Linked DNA regions of Homo sapiens: region 2 is linked to region 1. Evidence: read pairs that join two places in POLR2A ChIA-PET (ENCODE). Cell type or tissue: A673. All regions are shown on one strand. Each heading gives the region's core, and the rest is flanking DNA. Links, peaks and the distances in the headings are about the cores only. Region 1 overlaps GRK1 (G protein-coupled receptor kinase 1). Region 2 holds the start of LOC124903222 (a long non-coding RNA gene).

What was found. ChIA-PET counts read pairs that join two places held together with the same protein. Peaks named below come from ENCODE experiments on the same cell type or tissue, not always from the same donor. Only the 100,000 strongest peaks of a DNase experiment are listed, where the experiment ranks them.
Region 2: POLR2A ChIA-PET joins it to region 1 with 10 read pairs; 3 of 35 experiments call an interaction of 5 or more read pairs at or near these places.

The regions. Positions count from the first base shown.
Region 1 is chr13:113,725,663-113,736,146 of GRCh38, forward strand. GRK1 (G protein-coupled receptor kinase 1) reads left to right here. Exons shown (of 7, transcript NM_002929.3): 5 at 5,557-5,681; 6 at 7,222-7,423; 7 at 9,406-10,484. The coding sequence ends at 9,701. Among named protein-coding and RNA genes, the nearest start is that of LINC00552, 20 kb to the right of the region's middle. In A673, for the core only: no CTCF peak of the experiment used is centred there; no DNase peak of the experiment used is centred there; H3K27me3 peaks cover 2,392 bases.
Region 2 is chr13:114,289,070-114,298,395 of GRCh38, forward strand. It overlaps UPF3A (UPF3A regulator of nonsense mediated mRNA decay), which reads left to right. Exons shown (of 10, transcript NM_023011.4): 6 at 2,420-2,475; 7 at 2,565-2,723. It overlaps LOC124903222 (a long non-coding RNA gene), which reads left to right and starts at 2,730. Exons shown (of 2, transcript XR_007063884.1): 1 at 2,730-3,515; 2 at 3,602-4,652. RefSeq lists enhancers at 2,755-3,256, 3,257-3,756, 4,235-4,284, 4,295-4,344, 5,827-6,328 and 2 more and a silencer at 7,004-7,063. In A673, for the core only: no CTCF peak of the experiment used is centred there; a DNase peak (open chromatin) is centred at 6,262; H3K27ac peaks cover 302 bases.

The sequences.
Region 1 (10,484 bases), core at 1,546-9,545:
GGTCATGCGCGGCCCTAGTTTGAGGTCAGGGGCGGGATCCAGGGGCGTGCACAGGGCGGGGCCGGTCATGCGCGGTCCTAGTTTGAGTTCAGGGGCGGGATCCAGGGGCGTGCACAGGGCGGGGCCGGTCATGCGCGGCCCTAGTTTGAGGTCAGGGGCGGGATCCAGGGGCGTGCACAGGGCGGGGCCGGTCATGCGCGGTCCTAGTTTGAGGTCAGGGGCGGGACCCAGGGGCGTGCACAGGGCGGGGCCGGTCATGCGCGGTCCTAGTTTGAGGTCAGGGGCGGGATCCAGGGGCGTGCACAGGGCGGGGCCGGTTATGCGCGGTCCTAGTTTGAGGTCAGGGGCGGGATCCAGGGGCGTGCACAGGGCGGGGCCGGTTATGCGCGGTCCTAGTTTGAGGTCAGGGGCGGGATCCAGGGGCGTGCACAGGGCGGGGCCGGTCATGCGCGGTCGTAGTTTGAGGTCAGGGGCGGGATCCAGGGGCGTGCACAGGGCGGGGCCGGTCATGCGCGGTCGTAGTTTGAGGTCAGGGGCGGGATCCAGGGGCGTGCACAGGGCGGGGCCGGTCATGCGCGGCCCTAGTTTGAGGTCAGGGGCGGGATCCAGGGGCGTGCACAGGGCGGGGCCGGTCATGCGCGGCCCTAGTTTGAGGTCAGGGGCGGGATCCAGGGGCGTGCACAGGGCGGGGCCGGTCATGCGCGGCCCTAGTTTGAGGTCAGGGGCGGGATCCAGGGGCGTGCACAGGGCGGGGCCGGTCATGCGCGGCCCTAGTTTGAGGTCAGGGGCGGGATCCAGGGGCGTGCACAGGGCGGGGCCGGTCATGCGCGGTCCTAGTTTGAGTTCAGGGGCGGGAGAATTTGTGAACAGAGCAGGTAGAGCTGTCTCCCTCACGCTTTCTGTCAATATTTACTGGCCGCTGCGTGGCTGCAGGTCCCTCAGGAGGCCTGGGGCACAAACAGGTGCGCCGTCCGGGCTGCATCATGGGGGTCAGGCCAGGAGGGCTGGGGGCTCCTTGGCCCAGGAACTGACAGGAGCCTGCGGTCTGGTGGGCCTTGCTCGTGCCCGGCCTGGGAGCTGAGAAGGCTCTGGGTGGGTCTAGAGGCTGTGATCGTGTGAGCAGTTCCTCCCCGGAGTCTGGGCAGAATTCTGACGTCCGTGTAATCCTGGACCAGTAGGGCATATTCAGGGCCTGTGGTTCTGTGAGGCAGGGTTCCTGCAACTCTTTTGGGGAAAAAGGATTCTGTGGCCACATCAGCCTGGCCCTCAGGCACGGTGAAGGACCAGGAAGGACCTTGACTCAGAAGTGTCAAAACTGACCAGCCCCAGCAGCCCCCATGCCCCAGCCTGCGGCCTCTCTGCCTGGTCCCAGGACATCCGTCATGGGTCTCCCAACGGGCCTGTCCGCCACTGTGTGCCGGGTTGGCCTCACTTGGGTAGCAGCTGGCAAGTTGACATAACTCACACAGGCCCCATGTGCCACACAGAGCTGGCTCGGGGGCCAGGCAGGTGTCTGAACTTCTCCTGGAGTCTGACTCACCAGAGCAGACGTCTGCCAAGGACCCTGCTTGGTCAGCATGCAGCCATCTGGAGGGAGGGCCCAGAGCTCATGGCTGCCGCCACTGGAGACAAGAGGGCGGAGCACTCAGGGAGGCAGCCCACGGTCTATGGACTGGGTTGTGGGTTGTGGACTGTGGGCTGTAGGGTGTGGACTGTGGGCTTTGAGGTGTGGCCTGTGGTCTGTGATCTGTGGCCTGTAGGCTGTGGCCTGTGGACCGTGGGCTGTGGACAGCAGCCTGTGGACTGTGGGCTGTGGACTGTGGGGTGTGGGCTGTGGCCTTGGACAAGTTGCTGCACATCCCCATCATGAGTACCCATGGCAATGAGGAGTACCCATGGCGATGAGGACCCATGGCAATGAGGAGTACCCATGGCAATGAGGAGTACCCATGGCGATGAGGACCCATGGCGATGAGGAGTACCCATGGCGATGAGGACCCATGGCGATGAGGAGTACCCATGGCGATGAGGACCCATGGCGATGAGGAGTACCCATGGCGATGAGGAGTACCCATGGCGATGAGGACCCATGGCGATGAGGAGTACCCATGGCGATGAGGAGTACCCATGGCGATGAGGACCCATGGCGATGAGGAGTACCCATGGCGATGAGGAGTACCCATGGCGATGAGGAGTACCCATGGCGATGAGTACCCATTGCGATGAGGAGTACCCATGGCAATGAGGAGTACCCATGGCGATGAGGAGTACCCATGGCGATGAGGAGTACCCATGGTGATGAGGACCCATGGCGATGAGGAGTACCCATGGCGATGAGTACCCATGGCGATGAGGAGTACCCATGGCGATGAGGAGTACCCATGGCGATGAGGAGTACCCATGGCGATGAGGACCCATGGCAATGAGGAGTACCCATGGCAATGAGGAGTACCCATGGCGATGAGGAGTACCCATGGCGATGAGGAGTACCCATGGCGATGAGGAATACCCATGGCGAGGAGTACCCATGGCGATGAGGAGTACCCATGGCGATGAGGAGTACCCATGGCGAGGAGTACCCATGGCGATGAGGAGTACCCATGGCGATGAGGAGTACCCATGGCGATGAGGAGTACCCATGGCGATGAGGAATACCCATGGCAAGGAGTACCCATGGTGATGAGGAGTACCCATGGCGATGAGGAGTACCCATGGCGAGGAGTACCCATGGCGATGAGGAGTACCCATGGTGATGAGGAGTACCCATGGCGATGAGGAGTACCCATGGCGAGGAGTACCCATGGTGATGAGGAGTACCCATGGCGATGAGGAGTACCCATGGTGATGAGTACCCATGGCCAGCTCATGGCGTATAGTGGACTGCTGTGCCTGGCACTCAGGGCAGGCTGGAGCAAGTGCTGTGCTCATCACCATGGCAGCATTGCAGCGGGGCCCGGAGGGTCTGTGGCCATCACTCAGAGACGCCCCGGCTCCGTGGAACAGGCACAGGGCTGGACCACGGAAGTGCCTGAGCCGAGACAGGTGGGATCTGCGGTTTCCACCCTGGAGGGGAAGCTTGCTCACAAGGAGAGGGAAGCCTCAGTGTGTGGCTGTGGCCTCGAACCTCATCCCTATGAAGAAGGAGGGATGCCCTGGAGAGGGCGGAAGGGCCGGGGAGGGCACAGCCCGGCTGGTGGGGTCTGCAGGGAACCACAAAAGGTGGACAAGGCCCGGCAGGTGGGCAAGCCTTAGCCAGAGGTGGGAGGAGAGGAGAGGACCCCATGCCAGCCTGAGCAGCGTGGGGGTGCCCGGAGGCTGCAGCCCACACTGGATTCCATCTTCTCTGTGAGGAGCAGTTGGGAAGGGCTCGAGAGGTGCTTGGCTGCCTCAGAGTCAGGCCGCGGTGAAGGGAGGCGCCTTTTAGGGTGCTGAGGACTCGAGCTGAGACTGTGGGACGAGGCAGAGAACTCAGCTTCAGCAAACTAGACATATGTGAGCCTGGTGTGGCTTCCAGGCACGAACCTAGAGTAGGGGTGTTTGTGAGTGTGAAAGCACTGAGCCTAGAGATCTGCCTTGACGTTAGCAAGACACCAACAGATGTGCGAGCGAGGCTCCAGGCTCCATCGCTCCCTGATCCGCTGGCGGAGCCAGAACACAGAGCGTGGAGTGGAAAGTGTGTTTTGAATTTAGTAAAGTGTTGGGAAGCAGCCACTCAGATACTCTCGTGGACAGAGCTGATGGCTGGACACACATGTGATCTGCTTTCCCTCCTGAAGTCCCGGGACAGGGGCAGTGAAGGGATCTCGCTAAAAGTACAAACCCACGTGCTCAAAGGAGGGTGTGAGCGGCAGCGTCATGGCAGCTGGAAGACTGATGATGGGTGAGGGGAGCCGGCAGCTGACACAAGGAAGCAGAATGCTAAGCTGCTGCCAGAGCCCTGAAGCTGCACAGAACTGTCAGTGCCCAGTGCCTGGTGTCCGTGCAAAGGTGACCTTGGCAGATGAATGACTGCATGAGAGCAGCTGCACACAGAGCTGTCCCTCCGCCCTCTGTCCTGTGACGGTCCCCACAGCTGTGCCCAGACCCGTCCCTCCATCTGAGACAGTCCCTGCGGCTGTGCCCAGACCCACCCCTCCATCCCGAGACAGTTGCCACGGCTGAGCCCAGACCCGTCCTTCCATCCCGAGACAGTCCCCATGGATGCGCCCAGACCCGTCCCTCCATCCGGAGACAGTCCCCGCGGCTGCACCCAGACCCATCCCTCCATCCCAAGACAGTCCCCGCGGCTGCGCCCAAACCCGCCCCTCCATCTGGAGACAGTCCCCACGGCTGAGCCCAGACCCGTCCCTTCATCCTGACACAGTCCCCGTGGCTGCACCCAGACCCGTCCCTCCATCCCGACACAGTCCCCCAGTCCCCGTGGCTGAGCCCAGACCCGCCCCTCCATCCCGACGCAGTCCCCCAGTCCCCGCGGCTGCACCCAGACCCGTCCCTCCATCCCGACGCAGTCCCCCAGTCCCCGCGGCTGCACCCAGACCCGTCCCTCCATCCCGACACAGTCCCCCAGTCCCCGTGGCTGAGCCCAGACCCGCCCCTCCATCCCGACACAGTCCCCCAGTCCCTGCGGCTGCACCCAGACCCGTCCCTCCATCCCGACAGTCCCCCAGTCCCCGCAGCTGAGCCCAGACCCGCCCCTCCATCCCGAGACAGTCCCCGCGGCTGAGCCCAGACCTGCCCCTCTATCCTGACACAGTCTCTGCAGCTGAGACCAGACCCATCATCCCATCCTGAGGCAGTCTCCGCGGCTGCACCCAGAGCCGTCCCTCCATCCCGAGACAGTCCCCGGGGCTGAGCCCAGAGCCATCCCCCCATCCCGTGACAGCCTCTGCGGCTGCGCCCAGAGCCCTCCCTCCATCCTGAGTCCCCGTGGCTGCGCCCAGAGCCGTCCCTCCATCCTGCCACAGTCCTGTGGTTAAGGGCCTTCTTGGCAGAAGACTGGGACCGGACCACCTCTCTGGAGAGGACACAGCCATAGCACTCCTGGGTCACCGGACAACTGGAGAACAGGCCGACAGCTGAGGAAAAGGAGAGTGACCGTTGGTTGAGGCTCCCCAGGCCTCCTCTCCAACGTGGTTCCCAGAATGTGGAAGACCCGCCTTGGCATGATCTGACCAGCTCAAGAGGAAAATTCAAAAGAGAATGATGTTGGATTCTCCCCAGTAAAAGAGTCCAGGAAGGCTGCCTCAGTGCAGCTACAGTCAACAAGTCCCGCCCTGTGCCCAGCACTAGAGTGGGCATGGGGCATTTTTGGTTGTCATTTTTGGTTGTCACAGCCTGGGGGTGCTGCTGTCACCCCACAGGCAGAGTCTGGGGTGCTGCTTGGCACCCAGTAACACACAGGGCAGCCCCTCCACAAAGGATTTTCTGGCCCCAAATGTGGAGAGTGCTGAGGCCCCGGGGGGGATGCATCCCCAGAGCATCAGTCCTGCGATTCCTGGAGTGCGTGCCCACCATGGAGGTGACCACCTCTGAACCCGCAATGTCCCTTGCTGGCAGGTTTCATGGCCCCCGAGCTCCTGCAGGGCGAGGAGTACGACTTCTCCGTGGACTACTTTGCCCTGGGGGTCACCCTGTATGAGATGATTGCGGCCAGAGGACCCTTCCGAGCCCGTGGAGAGAAGGTAGGAGGCGGCCGGCAGGTGTCTCTGCAGCCACCTTGGCGCCCTGGCTCTCGATGGGGACGGGGCAGTGATGGGATCGTTACTGGGGCAGACCTGGGAGTTGTTCTGTGGGCCCTGGGGTGGGGAGGGCACAGATTCACGTGCTGGGGTCTTGCTCCTGGGCCATGCTGTTCTGTCTCAGTGGGTGACGCCCCCAGCCCCTGAGGCCTGCAGGTGGAGGGGCTGAGGGATTCCCAGTCACCCTGTGCCCCAGAGCAAGCAGACCCTCCCACCAGACAGCACGCCACCACTCAGCCTCTGAGGGCCCTGTGGGGGCCGGTCCCTCTGGTGCAGACCGGAGGAGGGAGGGCGACTTATCCCACTGTTGCCCCAGACCCTGGGCAGTGGGACAAACCACCTTTTGTGGTTTGGGGTGGAGCTTCATCCCCTGGGGACTGGCGAGGCTGAGGCTGGGGCTCTGGGGGACACGGAGTCGGCTCCCCCTCCCTGGACGGTCTTATCCATCGCTGTTGCAGAAGAGCAAGCTCCCCTTCTTCCCAGACACCAAGAACCCACAGCCCATGGTGGGCCCAGCAGCTGCTCTGAATGTCCCGGAGTGTGGACACCTAGTGGGGCTGCTGGGTCTCCCCTGAGTGCCCCCTGGGCTGCCCCGGATCCTAGGCCACCAGAACTGCAAATAGGGATAACATTGGGAGGTGCCAGTCCCTTATTCAAGACAAGTGGAGAAAAGCTGGCTTTTTCCCTGTGAGGCTGACTCAGAGCTCAGGGCTGGGGCTGCCTCTCGTTGGACGGAGGGGGTGGCCGCACGGAGCCAGAAGGCCACCGTCTCAGAGTTGCATCAGGCTGCCTTGAGGTGCGGCTCTTCCCTGGCCACCCATCGCCCCCTCAATGCCACCTGGGCGATGCCCACCCCTCTCCCTTCTGACTTCCCTGGACATGTGACCTGTCCTGCCAGGACAGGTTTCAGAGCAGAGTCGTCCCAGGACCACTAGCACGCCCGTGGTCACTCTGTGTCTGTGGGACGTGGCACAGGCGTGGGCTGCCAGGGCAACCCGTGGGAGTAGCGTCAATGGCCTGATCCGGGGGCCTTGGGGACTGAGCAGCACCCTTCACACTGTACCCACTGGTGGGGCCTCTGATGGGGAAGTGAGACCTTGGCAGCACTCCTGAAGACAACAGAGCCACCGAGGCTTCCGTCCACCGTGGTGGAGTGAAAACGGAGGCTGCTTCTCAGCTGGGCCCGCGCTGGCCTTCAGTTTCCTATCTTTCCTTCCTTGGTGGGTGCGGCTGTGCTGGGGGTGGGTCAGCCAGAGTCCCCAAAATGCACGGCACCCACCTGTGGCTCCTGGGAGCTTCGCCTTTAGGATTCCATTCCTGAGACTGGAGCCTCAAACGCTGCTGTGCTGGGGAGGGGCACAAGGCCTCATGGGTCCCCCACCCGCGTGGGTGAGCGGTGGCTCTTGTGGGAGGAGCTGTGGTCTGGTCTGACCACCCAAGAGAGGCGGGTCTGGCAGGGCTAAGGCTACGCGTGTCCCCACAGGTGGAGAACAAGGAGCTGAAGCACCGGATCATCTCAGAGCCCGTGAAGTACCCTGATAAGTTCAGCCAGGCCAGCAAGGACTTCTGCGAGGCGCTGCTGGAGAAGGACCCGGAGAAGCGCCTGGGGTTCAGAGATGAGACCTGCGACAAGCTCCGTGCCCACCCCCTCTTCAAGGACCTTAACTGGAGGCAGCTGGAGGCTGGTACTGTTGGACGCCTCAGCCCCGGAGAGGGTGGGGTTCTGTGCTGTGTGGCCCTTGGGTGTCCGCCCGGTCCAGCCTGTGAGAGTCGGCAGGGAGGAGTGCCTCAGACCCCCAAGGCTCTCCCTCTGCCCCCAGCAAGGCCCCCAGTCCTCCACTCATCATCCCAGCCCCAGGACAAGCCGATGGAGCCGGCATCGGGCCAGAGGGCTCTGGGTGCAATGGGAGGCAGGAAACACACTGGCCGCACTGGGGCCTCGAGACCCAAACCTTCCACCACGTCCCCTGGTGCTGGAGGGAGCCCAAGATCAAATGGAGGCCAGTGGCTCAGGCCGTCTGCCGGGGAGAAAGTCATCCACCCACCAGCACTTGCTTGACAAGTGGATGCGGAAGATACTATGTGCGCGCGTGTGTGTATGTGTGTGCACGTGTGTGTGCATGTGTGCGCGTGTGTGCATGCGTGTGCGCGCACGTGTGTCCATGTATGTGTATGTGTGTGCATACGTGTGTGTGCATGTGTGCGCATGTGTATGTGTGTGCATACGTGTGTGCTCATGTATGTGTGCATACGTGTGTGTGCGTGTGTGCACGTGTGTGCATGTATGTGTGCATACATGTGTGCGTGTGTGCGCACGTGTGTGTGCGCGCGTGTGTATGTGTGCATACATGTGTGTGCGTGTGTATGTGTGTGCATACGTGTGTGCATGTGTGTATGTGTATCTGTGTGCATACGTGTGTGCGTGTGTGTGCACGTGCGTGTGCATGTGTATGTGTGCATACGTGTGTGCGTGTGTGCATACGTGTGTGCGTGTGTGTATGTGTGCATACAGTGTGCGTGTGTGCATGTGTGCATACGTGTGTGCGTGTGTGTGCATACGTGTGTGTGCGTGTGTGCGCATGTGTGTGCATACATGTGTGTGCGTGTGCGTGCATGTGTGTGCGTGCGTGTGCGTATGTGTGTGTGCATACGTGTGTGTGCATGTGTGTGCGTGTATGTGTGTGTGTTCATGCACTTTTGCATCTGAGACACAGCCATACCCTCTAGGACCCTGTGGTCAGGTGGAAGGGTCAGGCCACGTGCAGTGTGACTAACTTAGGACAGGGCCACAGGTGACCAGGGAGCAGAAGACCCCCCAAACGAGAAGTCGCTTTCGTATGTTAGGGTCACAGCAGTGACTGCCAGACAGGTGCCCTGGGCAGGCCCAGCGAGGCAAGGATGGCTGTGGTCAGGGAACCCAAGGGGGCTCCAAGGGGTCACAGGATGAGGAGGGGACCCCGCCCGCCCTGTAAGGAAGTCTGAGCCACAGAAGGGTTTGAGCCCAGAAGTGTTGAGGTCAAAGTGAGGCTGAGGAGGAACCACACGGCGGCTGTGCAGTGTCTGCTGGCACTGGGAGGTGGTCCTGAGGCCGTCACAGAGGCCGTCTGGGGGCCAGCATGGGCCAGCCGGGTCAGGGTCGGTGCACCGAGAGGAGAGTGATGTCTGTGACCGGCTGTGCCTGGCCATCGGGGGCCGGTGCGTCAGGGAGGGACGCTGGTTGGAAGGAAGCTGCCAAGTTCACTGGAGCGTGTGCTTGAGTGCCTGGGGTCTGGGGTCTGCAGAGTGCGCAGGGGAGGCCCTGGTGGGGATGGGGCCCCAGGGGAAGGCGTGTTCGGGGAGGAGACCGCTTCATGACGAGACCCTAGGGGAGGCTCCCAACAAGGCAGATGTGAGCGCCAGGTCCTTTCACAAGAAGGCTCCAAAATGAGCCCTGGGATCTCAGGCTTCTTCCGGCCCCACTCAAGCCCCAGCTGTGTGGTCTCAGGGGAACCCAGGGGCCTTCTGGGAACACTGGGCTTTCTCTCTCAGCCTCCACGACACTTCCCTAAGGAAGAGCGGCCCCAGGCCTTTGTGCATCTGGGAGCCATGGGGGAGGGGGCTTTTTGGCTAAACGGCGCTTCCTTCCCACCACGAGGAGCCTGGCGTCTGTGTTTTCTGTCTCCCACAGGGATGCTGATGCCCCCTTTCATCCCAGACTCCAAAACTGTCTACGCAAAGGATATTCAGGACGTGGGTGCCTTTTCCACCGTCAAAGGTGTGGCCTTTGACAAAACAGACACAGAATTCTTTCAGGAATTTGCCACTGGCAACTGCCCCATCCCCTGGCAGGAGGAGATGATCGAGACGGGCATCTTTGGCGAGCTGAACGTGTGGCGCTCGGACGGTCAGATGCCGGACGACATGAAGGGCATCTCCGGGGGCTCCAGCTCCTCGTCCAAGTCAGGGATGTGTCTGGTTTCCTAGGTGACGCCCCAGAGTCCACGTGGAGGAAAAGGACCCATACGGCTCGATGGGGGCCGCCTGCCTCCGTGGTGCCAGCCTGGGGTCTGCTAGCAAGGGGACACGTGGTTCCCTCCACCCAGGTCCCCATCACGCCATCTCCTTGCGGCCCAAGGAGGAGAAAGCCCACATCGGCCTGAGCCGCCAGACGCACATGCTGGTGCCGTGAGCCCCCGACTGCATATTTCACGTCTTTTGCTCCATCTCACTGAGAAGACATAAGATGCTCTCCAGAGGGAGTAAGCCAAAAATCTACAAACTCTTAGGGAGCCTCCTGCATTGGTGATTGACCAACCGTGTGGTCAGGGGCAGAGACTCGGTTTTGGCCTCCCAAGACCTTAGCCATTGGCTTCCCAGAGCCACGCTCCTCAGCGGGAGGTGCACGGTGGCCAGGTCAGGGGTCAGTGAACCCTGGCCGCAGCCCCTGGCCCCACTGGGGAGGGCTGGACCTCGCCCCCCCCAGGTCCCTCTGTGCAGGCTCCTGACTTCCAGGGTGCCCGGGCCCTGTGCTGGTGGCCTGCACGCCACATGGTCCCCTGCACCCTGCGGCGCCGTGGTCCTCTGCACACTGGGGCACCATGGTCCCCTGCACTCCGGGGTGCCATGGTCCACATCTGCCAGGCGCAGGCTCTGTTGGGCTGTTGGGAGGAGGGGAGCGGGTGTGGAGTCTGGGGGTCTCAGTGCATCTTGGGGTCTCCTTATCTCAGGGTGTCCAGCTGACGGCAGCTGGTGCAAAGTTCCCACCCC
Region 2 (9,326 bases), core at 1,274-9,273, 560 kb after region 1:
TCCCCGAGAGTCTGCTGCACAGCCAATGCTTCACAAAAGTTGGCTGAATGAATGAATGAATGTGGCTTAGAACCCACCATCCCTGATGGGAGCGATTAATTCATTCCAGGACTTGGCTGTAGAGTCTTCCTTGTTTCTGTGATTGCTGTTTCTATGTATGAAAAATTGAAACTTGGCCGGGTGCGGTGGCTCACACCTGTAATCCCAGCATTTTAGGAGGCTGAGGCGGGCAGATCATGAGGTCAAGAGATTGAGACCTTTCTGGCCAACATGGTGAAACCCCGTTTTTACTAAAAATACAAAAATTAGCTGGGCGTGGTAGCATGCGCCTGTAGTCCCAGCTACTTGGGAGGCTGAGGCAGGAGAATCGCTTGAACTCGGCAGGCGGAGGTTACAGTGAGCCAAGACCACGCCACTGCACTCCAGCCTGGCGACAAAGTAAGACTCCATCTCAAAAAAAAAAAAAAAAAAAATTTTAGGCAATTCATGGCAGATTACCTTTTTCTTTTCTAAGCTTTTGGCCTCCAGTGGATTCTTCTGCACAGGTCTGAGAAGCAAGTGTTAAATGGAAATACTAATAAGCTGTTTCTGGCAAGGACTCTGGAGTTGTTGAGTTAGTCTGGTGCATCGGCCTTTAGCATCGGCCTTTAGAGCAGACAGGCCTGGGTTCAGCTCTGAGACTTCTGTTTACTTGTGTTCTGTTGCATGGTTGTGCGTATTCTGTCTGATAAATAACATACTTTTATGATGTGTAGAACACTTTCTTATTCAGGGTCTAACGTACTTTGCCCGTGATCCCTGTGGGTGATAGGGCAGACATTTTATAGGAAGAGGAAGGTGGGCAAGCGGAGTCTGGGGTCAGCCTCCCCACACATCCAGGTGGTCTCGCCCGGCTCCTGGCTGACAAGTTCAGGCTTTCCACAGAGCAGAGCAGAACCCTGGCTGATTTGAGATAATTTGCCCATTACAAAGAGCTGACCATTTACCTGAGCCAGTGTGCTGTACTCACCCTGAGCCAGAGTTCATGGTCAGCCCAGGGACCCCTGGGGGAGTGTTCTCTGTGGCAACTGTGTCTGCCACGAAATGTGGCATTTGTACCTGCATCAGCTCTTCCCTACAACCACTGTGCCTGGGGCAGGGCTCCTGGGACAATCGGCTCTTCCCTACAACCACAGACTGTCCCTGGGGAAGGGCTTCTGGGACAGGTGCCATTTCATCTATGATGTCAGGGTGTCAGGGGTTCTCAGTTCCAAGTGATGGATCCCTGGCCAGGGCTTCTCCTATGATTCCTGATTCATTCCTGGTCCTCAGAATTCCAGAGATGATGTGTCAGTTTTCAGGTACATCCAGGGATTCTTCCCAGCCCTGTTTAGTCTGAGATCTTACAGACCCACAGAGTAGACCCCGTCTTCCCCCTTCCCATTTGTGTCCTTGTGTTGGTGGGATGTGGGGCCTGTCCATGTCAGCGCAAGTCCCTCTGAGGTGGGGCCTGTGGGGCCTCTAGCTTGCCTGGGCACCCACATCCAGGTCAGATCTGAGAGGTCGGGCATGAAAGCGAAGGACCAAGATAGAGTCTGTAGAAATGTTCATTCCCTAGTAGTTGGTGCCTTTTCTGCAATCAGCAGCGCCATATGGAGTCATTTTCTTTTTCTTTTCTTTTTTTTCTTTTTTTTTTTTTTTTGAGGCAGAGTTTCGCTGTTGTTGCCCAGGCTGGAGTGCAGTGGCGCAATCTCGGCTCACTGCAACCTCCTCCTCCCGTGTTCAAGTAGTTTTCCTGCCTCAGCCTCCCGAGTAGCTGGGATTATAGGCGCGTGCCATCACGCCCGGCTAATTTTGTATTTTTTCAGTAGAGACGGGGTTTCCTTAGGTTGGTCAGGCTGGTCTCGAATTCCCAATCTAAGGTGATCTGCCCGCCTTGGCCTCCCAAAGTGCTGAGATTACATGTGTGAGCCACCACGCCCGGCCCATGTGGAGTCATTTTCTAAACTACAATCCAGAGTTGTATGTCTTATCATTGGGATTTTATGGAGTATATATTGTAAGACATTACAAGAATCCATGTTATTTTAAAACTGTTGCTTGGAGAACGGAAAACGAAAAAGTTCTCAGAATATGCGATGTATCAAAATAAATATATGTTATTTAATGATTTAAGGCACCTACAAAAATATCATCTTGGAATATTTTAAGCCTCCCTTAAGAATCAGGAATTAGATGTCTACTATGTATGAAATTGTTGATACTTTCAAATTACTTGACCTGACAGTAATGGAATAAAAACTCCCCTGGAGACAGTGTGTAAATTTAAAAAGTAATGATATGGTTCCCGTATTTATTTTAAAGATTACATTCAAAACAAGTATTTAAAATACATCTTTCTTTAGGAGTTAAATACAATATTACAATTTTTGTGTTTTAGCTAGAAGAACCACACCTCTTTTGGAATATATTAAAAATAGAAAATTAGAAAAGCAGGTAGGTCTGGCCTTTACCTGATGAACACCCTCCCTGCTTCTGCCATTCTCATCCAGGCAGTTTATACACACGCTCTTCCATGTCTTTAGAGAATTCGAGAAGAGAAGCGAGAAGAACGGAGGAGGAGAGAGTTAGAAAAGAAACGTTTGCGGGAAGAGGAAAAAAGAAGAAGAAGAGAAGAAGAAAGATGCAAAAAAAAAGAGACAGATAAACAGAAGAAAATTGCAGAGAAAGAAGTAAGGATTAAGGTAATTCTGAGGAAACATTTCCTTTTTCCAAAAATAGCTCTGCTATAGTAATTACACTTTTTACATATCTTAGTTCTTTAGAATTTTGAAAACATTCTGAATTAATCTAATATTGTGTTGTTATTTTTTTCCATCTTTTCCATCTTTCTTTCCATCCTACAGCAGTGGTTATCACAGTGCGTCCTGAGCCCTGGGAGTCCTCAGGCTGCTGTTGGGTGCCTGTCCTCCTGGGTGTGCAGTGGGGAGCACACCCCACAGGAGCCCCACGCTGGCACACGTTGGGCTGCTGCTGACGCTCTTTTTTTTTTTTTTTTTTTTAAACTTTCCAACTTTCATTTTCGGCTCAAGGCGTACATGTGCAGGTGTGTTACATGTTCATTGTCAGCTCAACGCGTACACGTGCAGGTGTGTTACGTGTTCATTTTCGACTCAAGGCGTACACGTGCAGATGTGTCACATGTTCATTTTCAGCTCAAGGCGTACACGTGCAGGTGTGTTACGTGTTCATTTTCGACTCAAGGCGTACACGTGCAGATGTGTCACATGTTCATTTTCGGCTCAAGGCGTACACGTGCAGGTGTGTTACGTGTTCATTTTCGGCTCAAGGCTTACACGTGCAGGTGTGCCACATGTTCATTTTCGGTTCAAGGCGTACACGTGCAGGTGTGTTACGTGTTCATTTTCGGCTCAAGGCGTACACGTGCAGGTGTGCCACATGTTTATTTTCGGTTCAAGGCGTACACGTGCAGGTGTGTTACGTGTTCATTTTCGGCTCAAGGCGTACACGTGCAGGTGTGTTACGTGTTCATTTTCGGTTCAAGGCGTACACGTGCAGGTGTGTTACGTGTTCATTTTCGGCTCAAGGCGTACACGTGCAGGTGTGTCACATGGGTAAATCAAGTGTCACTGGGGTTTGGTGTGCAGATAATTTTGTTGCCCAGGTAATCAGCACAGTACCTGATGTTTTTCAGTCTTCACCCTCCTCCCATTCTCCACCCTCTACATTTTCCTTTAAAAAAAAGTTTTCCTCCCAGCACTTTGGGAGGCTGAGGCGGGCAGATCACGAGGTCAGGAGTTCGAGATCACCCTGACTAACATGGTGAAACCCTGTCTCTACTAAAAATACAAAAATTAGCCAGGTGTGGTGGCGGACGCCTTAATCCCAGCTACTCAGGAGGCTGAGGCAGGAGAATCGCTTGAACCCAGGGAGCAGAGGTTGCAGTGAGCCGAGATCGCGCCATTGCACTCCAGCCTGGGCGACAGAGCAAGACTCCCTCTCAAAAAAAAAAAAAAAAAAAAAAAATTTCCTGGCCGGGTGGGGTGGCTGACACCTATAATCTCAGCACTTTGGGAGACCGAGGCAGGCGGATTACTTGAGTTCAGGAGTTTGAGACCAGCTTGGCCAATATGGGGAAACCCCATCTCTACTAAAAACACAAAAATGAGCCGGACGTGGTGGCGTGTGCCTGGAATCCCAGCTACTCAGGAGGCTGAGGCAGGAGAATCACTTGAACCCAGGAGGCGGAGGTTGCAGCGAGCCGGGATCGCGCCACTGCACTCCAGCCTGGGCAACAGAGCAAGACTCTGTCTTAAAAAAAAAAAAGTTTCCCTGATTAAAAAATACACATTTGAAAACCACTGGTTTTGCCTTTCTGTGTGAAGGCTGACTCAGAACCGGGTTTTATCATTTCTTTGGCAGTAGCACTAATGAGTTTCTGTATTTCTTGCTGAGTTTTTTCTGTGACTGATACATTCATTTATGAGGGTGGTTTAATACATAGAGGGAATTTTTCTCTGTGTGAAATGTGTTGGCCAGAATTGGGACCAGCCATTATCTCCTCAGTACTAAACCTAGATTTGAACCTAAGGTATCACTCATTACTTATTATTTATTGAATACCTTATATTCAATAATATTGTACAATATGAGGAAAAAAATGAAATGTCAGGACTTGGGGAAAGAAGATAGCTTAGGAAAGGGTGGGGAAGAGATCATTGAACCATAGATTTGTTTCTGATATGGTCAGCAGTCAAAAACAGAAAAGTTGGCTGGGTATGATGGCTCATTCCTATAATCTCAGGACTTTGGGAGACCAGGGCAGGTGGATTGCTCTAGCCCAGGAGGTCAAGACCAGCCTGGGCAACAGAGAGAGACCCTGTTTCTGTTTTTTGTAGAGATGGGGTTCCCACTATATTGCCCAGGCTGGTCTCGTACTCTTGGACTCAAGTGATCTTCCTGCCTCACCCTCCCAAAGTTTGGGGATTACAGGCGTGAGCCACCATGCCTGGCCTGGTTTAGCTTTTAATAAGTATCTGTGCTCAGTATGGGGGTCTTTCACTTCTAAATCATGTGGAAAATTGAAATTCTTTTAATGCCTGAAAAATGGAATCTGTGGAGAAATGCAAAAGAAGGTGTATCAACAGCTTAAAGAAAGACAGATGGCTCATGGCTATTTTGCTATTTTTTTGTTTGGTTTTGGTGGGGGGGGGGTTTGAGACAGGGTCTCAATGTGTCACCCAGGCTGGAGTGTAGTGGCACAGTCACAGCTCACTGCAGCCTCTACCTCCCAGGCTCAAGTGATCCTCCCGCCTCAGCCTCCCATTACAGGGGTGCAACATCATACCTGAATAGCTAATTTAAAAAAAAATTTGTAGAAGTGGGGGTCTCACTATGTTGTCCAGGCTGGTCTTGAACTCCTGGGCTGAAGTGATCCTCCCACTGCTGGGGTTAGAGGCATGAGCCACCGTGCGTAGCACTCATGGCTATTCTTAATAAAGAGAAATATGGTTTGGGAGGCCGAGGCGGGCGTATCACGAGGTCAGGAGATCGAGACCATCCTGGCTAACACAGTGAAACCCCATGTCTACTAAAAATACAAAAAAATAGCTGGGCGTGGTGGCACACGCCTGTAGTCCCAGCTACTCAGGAGGCTGAGGCAGGAGAATCGCTTGAACCTGGGAGGCAGAGGTTGCAGTGAGCTGAGATCACGCCACTGCACTCCAGCCTGGGCGACAGAGCGAGACTCCGTCTCAAAAAGGCTGGACCGCGGTGGCTCACACCTGTAATCCTGGCACTTTGGGAGGCCGAGGTGGGCGGATCATTAGGTCAGGAGATCGAGACCATCCTGGCTAACACGGTGAAACCCTATCTCTACTAAAAATACAAAAAATTAGCTGGGCGTGGTGGCGGGAGCCTGTAGTCCCAGCTACTTGGAAGGCTGAGGCAGGAGAATGGCATGAACCCGGGAGGCGGAGCTTGCAGTGAGCCAAGATTGCGCCACTGCACTCCAGCCTGGGCGACAGAGCAAGACTCCGTCTCAAAAAAAAAAAAAAAAAGAAAAGAAATACGGCACACAGAACAGCTCAGCTGTTTAATGTTCCTCTGAGGATGCTAAGCAGTGAGCTTATGTGTGGCCACATGGGTGAACACACACAGGCGAGGGCTGGGAGGGAGCACAGCTGCCCATGCGCTCCGCTTGGCCTCCGGAAGCCTTGCAGGGCGTGGCAGAGCTGGCCTGCTCCCCAGCTCGTCTCCAGCAGCTCTGGCCTGCTCCCCAGCTCGTCTCCAGCGGCTCTGGCGTGCTCCCCAGCTCGTCTCCAGCGGCTCTGGCGTGCTCCCCAGCTCGTCTCCAGCGGCTCTGGCCTGCTGGTTTCTCATGAATGCACCAGCGGATTCCACCTCAGGACTCCGCACGTTTCCCTCCACAGGGACTTCCCCAGATGTGCCCGTGGCTCCTTCTTGGCATCTGGTCTTAGTTCCCGTCTTGGCTCTGCAGAGAGCCCTCCTGGGCCCTCCTCTTCCTGCGTCTCTGATGCTTTACTCTCCCTTCATGTCTGTTCGTAGCTTTTGATGCTACCTGAGGTTATCTTATTCCTTTGTTTCCTTTTTCATATTTTTGCCACTGTTCACAGCATTCCCCCTTGACCACCGTTGCCTCAGGTGGTGCATCAGGCGCAAGTTCCTTCGAGGCAGGGGCACCTCTTGTCTCATTCACAGCCATTCCCTAGTGCCTAGCACAGGGTCTTAGGCCCTGGTTCCTGCACACAGCTCCTCAGACCTCGGGAATCTGCAGTAATATGAGTGTCTTATATGCCAATGAGAGGACTAGGGGCTGGGGGCCCCAGGCAGCTTCAGGATGGGGACTAGTTGGCCAGAAAGCCAAGGCAGGACTAGAGGGTTGGGACTTTCAGTCCCACCCTAGCCTCCGAGAGGGCAGAGGGCCTAGAGAGAGGTCACCGGTGGCCAGTGACTTAATCAGTCACACCTACATAATGAAACCTTAATAATGCCTAAAGACAGGGCTTCCAGGGGCCAGGCACAGTGGCTCACGCCTGTAATCCCAGCTCTTTGGGGGGCCAAGGCAGGTGGATCCCGAGGTCAGGAGTTTGAGACCAGCCTGGCTAATATGGTGAAACCCCGTCTCTACTAAAAATACAAAAATTAGCCAGGCATGGTGGCGCATGCCTGTAGTCCCAGTTACTCAGGAGGCTGAGGCAGAAGAATCGCTTGAACCCAGGAGGCGAAGGTACAGTGAGCCGAGATCGCGTCACTGCAGTCTAGCTTGGGTGACAGAGCAAGACTCCATCTCAAAAAAAATAAAAAAAATAGACGGGCCTTCCGGGTTGGTGAGCACATCAAGGTGCTGGGAGGGTTACTGCATGGAAGCTCCAAGTACCACTACACCATACCCCATACCCACCTTGTGCATTTTTTCCGTTTGGCTGTTCTGGGTTGTATCCTTTATGATTAGCCAATAATCGAGAAAACAGTGCCTTTCTGAGTTCTGTGAGCCATTTCAGCAACTTACCAAATCTGAGGAGAGGCCATCGGGAACCCCTGAATTTATTGCTGACTGGTCAGAAGTACCGGTGACACACTGGGACTTGGAACTGTCGTCTGAAAGGGGGGCAGTCTTGTGGGACTGAGCCCTTGACCCGTGGGTTCTGGTGCTAACTCCAGGTCGATGATCTCAGAGTTGAGTTGAATGTGGAGCACGCAGCTGGTGTCGGAGGGGTGGTATTGAAAAAGACGTGCAGTGTCAGAAATGTAAGAACAGTTCCTAGGCACACAGAATATTTGTTGAATGGGTGGATGGAGATTTGCACTTCCTATGGTTCACATTTATTACAGACATGTTACTGTTGCAATTTTTATAAAAGATGGGCAGTTACCAGAAAGGAAATGTTTAAGTTCCCAGATTCCACATAGGCAGAATAAGAGGATGTTCACAGCTGACATGGGGCCCACGCTTGATGAGAAGCGGCTTCCAATGCTCCACCTTGCATGATGCGTTGTGTTCCCAAGTGAACACGTGTGATTGAATGCATCTGTGTATGGTCTTGCTATGCTGCAATTATGAGTGAGAACAGAATTCTCAGATGTACACCTTCCATTTCTGTTCTACAAATGATCTGTCTGTGGTGCTTCCGTTTTTTTTTTTTTTCTCCCTTTTCTCAAGTTAGCTGAGGTGCTTTAGTTTCAAAAACTATACAGAGAGCAGGGAGAAAGGCCAGGGGCATACAGGGCAGATGAAATATGTCGTGGCGACTTGTTCATTAATTCTGTTTCAGGAAAGAGAATAATCAGTGTTTTGAAAACTATAAACTATTCTAAAAATCATCAGTAGGAAGCAGCCTTTTAAAAATTTTTTTTTCCTTATTACAAAACTAATACTTGTCTATGTCAGGAAAACTAGACCCTATAGATGAAAGGAAATAAAGTCATTTCAGTTCTGCCATCTAGAAATAATCACTATTGGCCGGGCATGGTGGCTCATGCCTGTAATCCCAGCACTTTGGGAGGCCAACGCTGGGGGATCACAGGTCAGGAGTTCAAGACCAGCCTGGCCAACATGATGAAATCCCATCTCTACTAAAAATACAAAAATTAGCCAGGCACGGTGGCAGGAGCCTGTAATCCCAGCTACTTGAGAGGCTGAGGCAGGAGAATTGCTTGAACCAGGGTGGCAGAGGTTGCAGTTAGCTGAGATCAAGCCACTGCACCCCAGCCTGGGTGACAGAGTGAGACGTCGTCTCAAAAAAAACAACAAACAAAAACTACAAAAGTTAGCCAGGTGTGGTGGCACGCCCCTGTAGTCCTGGCTATTCAGGAGGCTGAGGCAGTAGAGTCGCTTGAACCCAGGAGACGGAGGTTGCAGTGAGCCGAGACTGCACCACTGCACTCCAACCTGGACGACAGAGCGAGACTCCATCTCAAAAAAGGAAATAATCACTATTAATACAGTGCTGCAGAGCCCTTTAGGTGGTGGTGTGTGTGTGAACATAAATAGAAGTGGGGGCTGGGCACGGTGGCTCACGCCCATAATCCCAGCACTTTGGGAGGCCAGGGTGGGTGGATTGCCTGAGGTCAGGGGTTTGAGATCAGCCTGGCCGACATACTGAAACCCCGTCTCTACTAAAAATACAAAAAATTAGCTGAGCGTGGTGGTGGGCGCCTGTAATCCCAGCTACTTGGGAGGCTGAGACAGGAGAATCACTTGAACCCGGGAGGAGGAGGTTGCAGTGAGCCAAGATCGTGCCATTGCACTCCAGCCTGGGCAACAAGAGTGAAACTCCATCTCAAAAAAAAAAAAAAAAATTAGA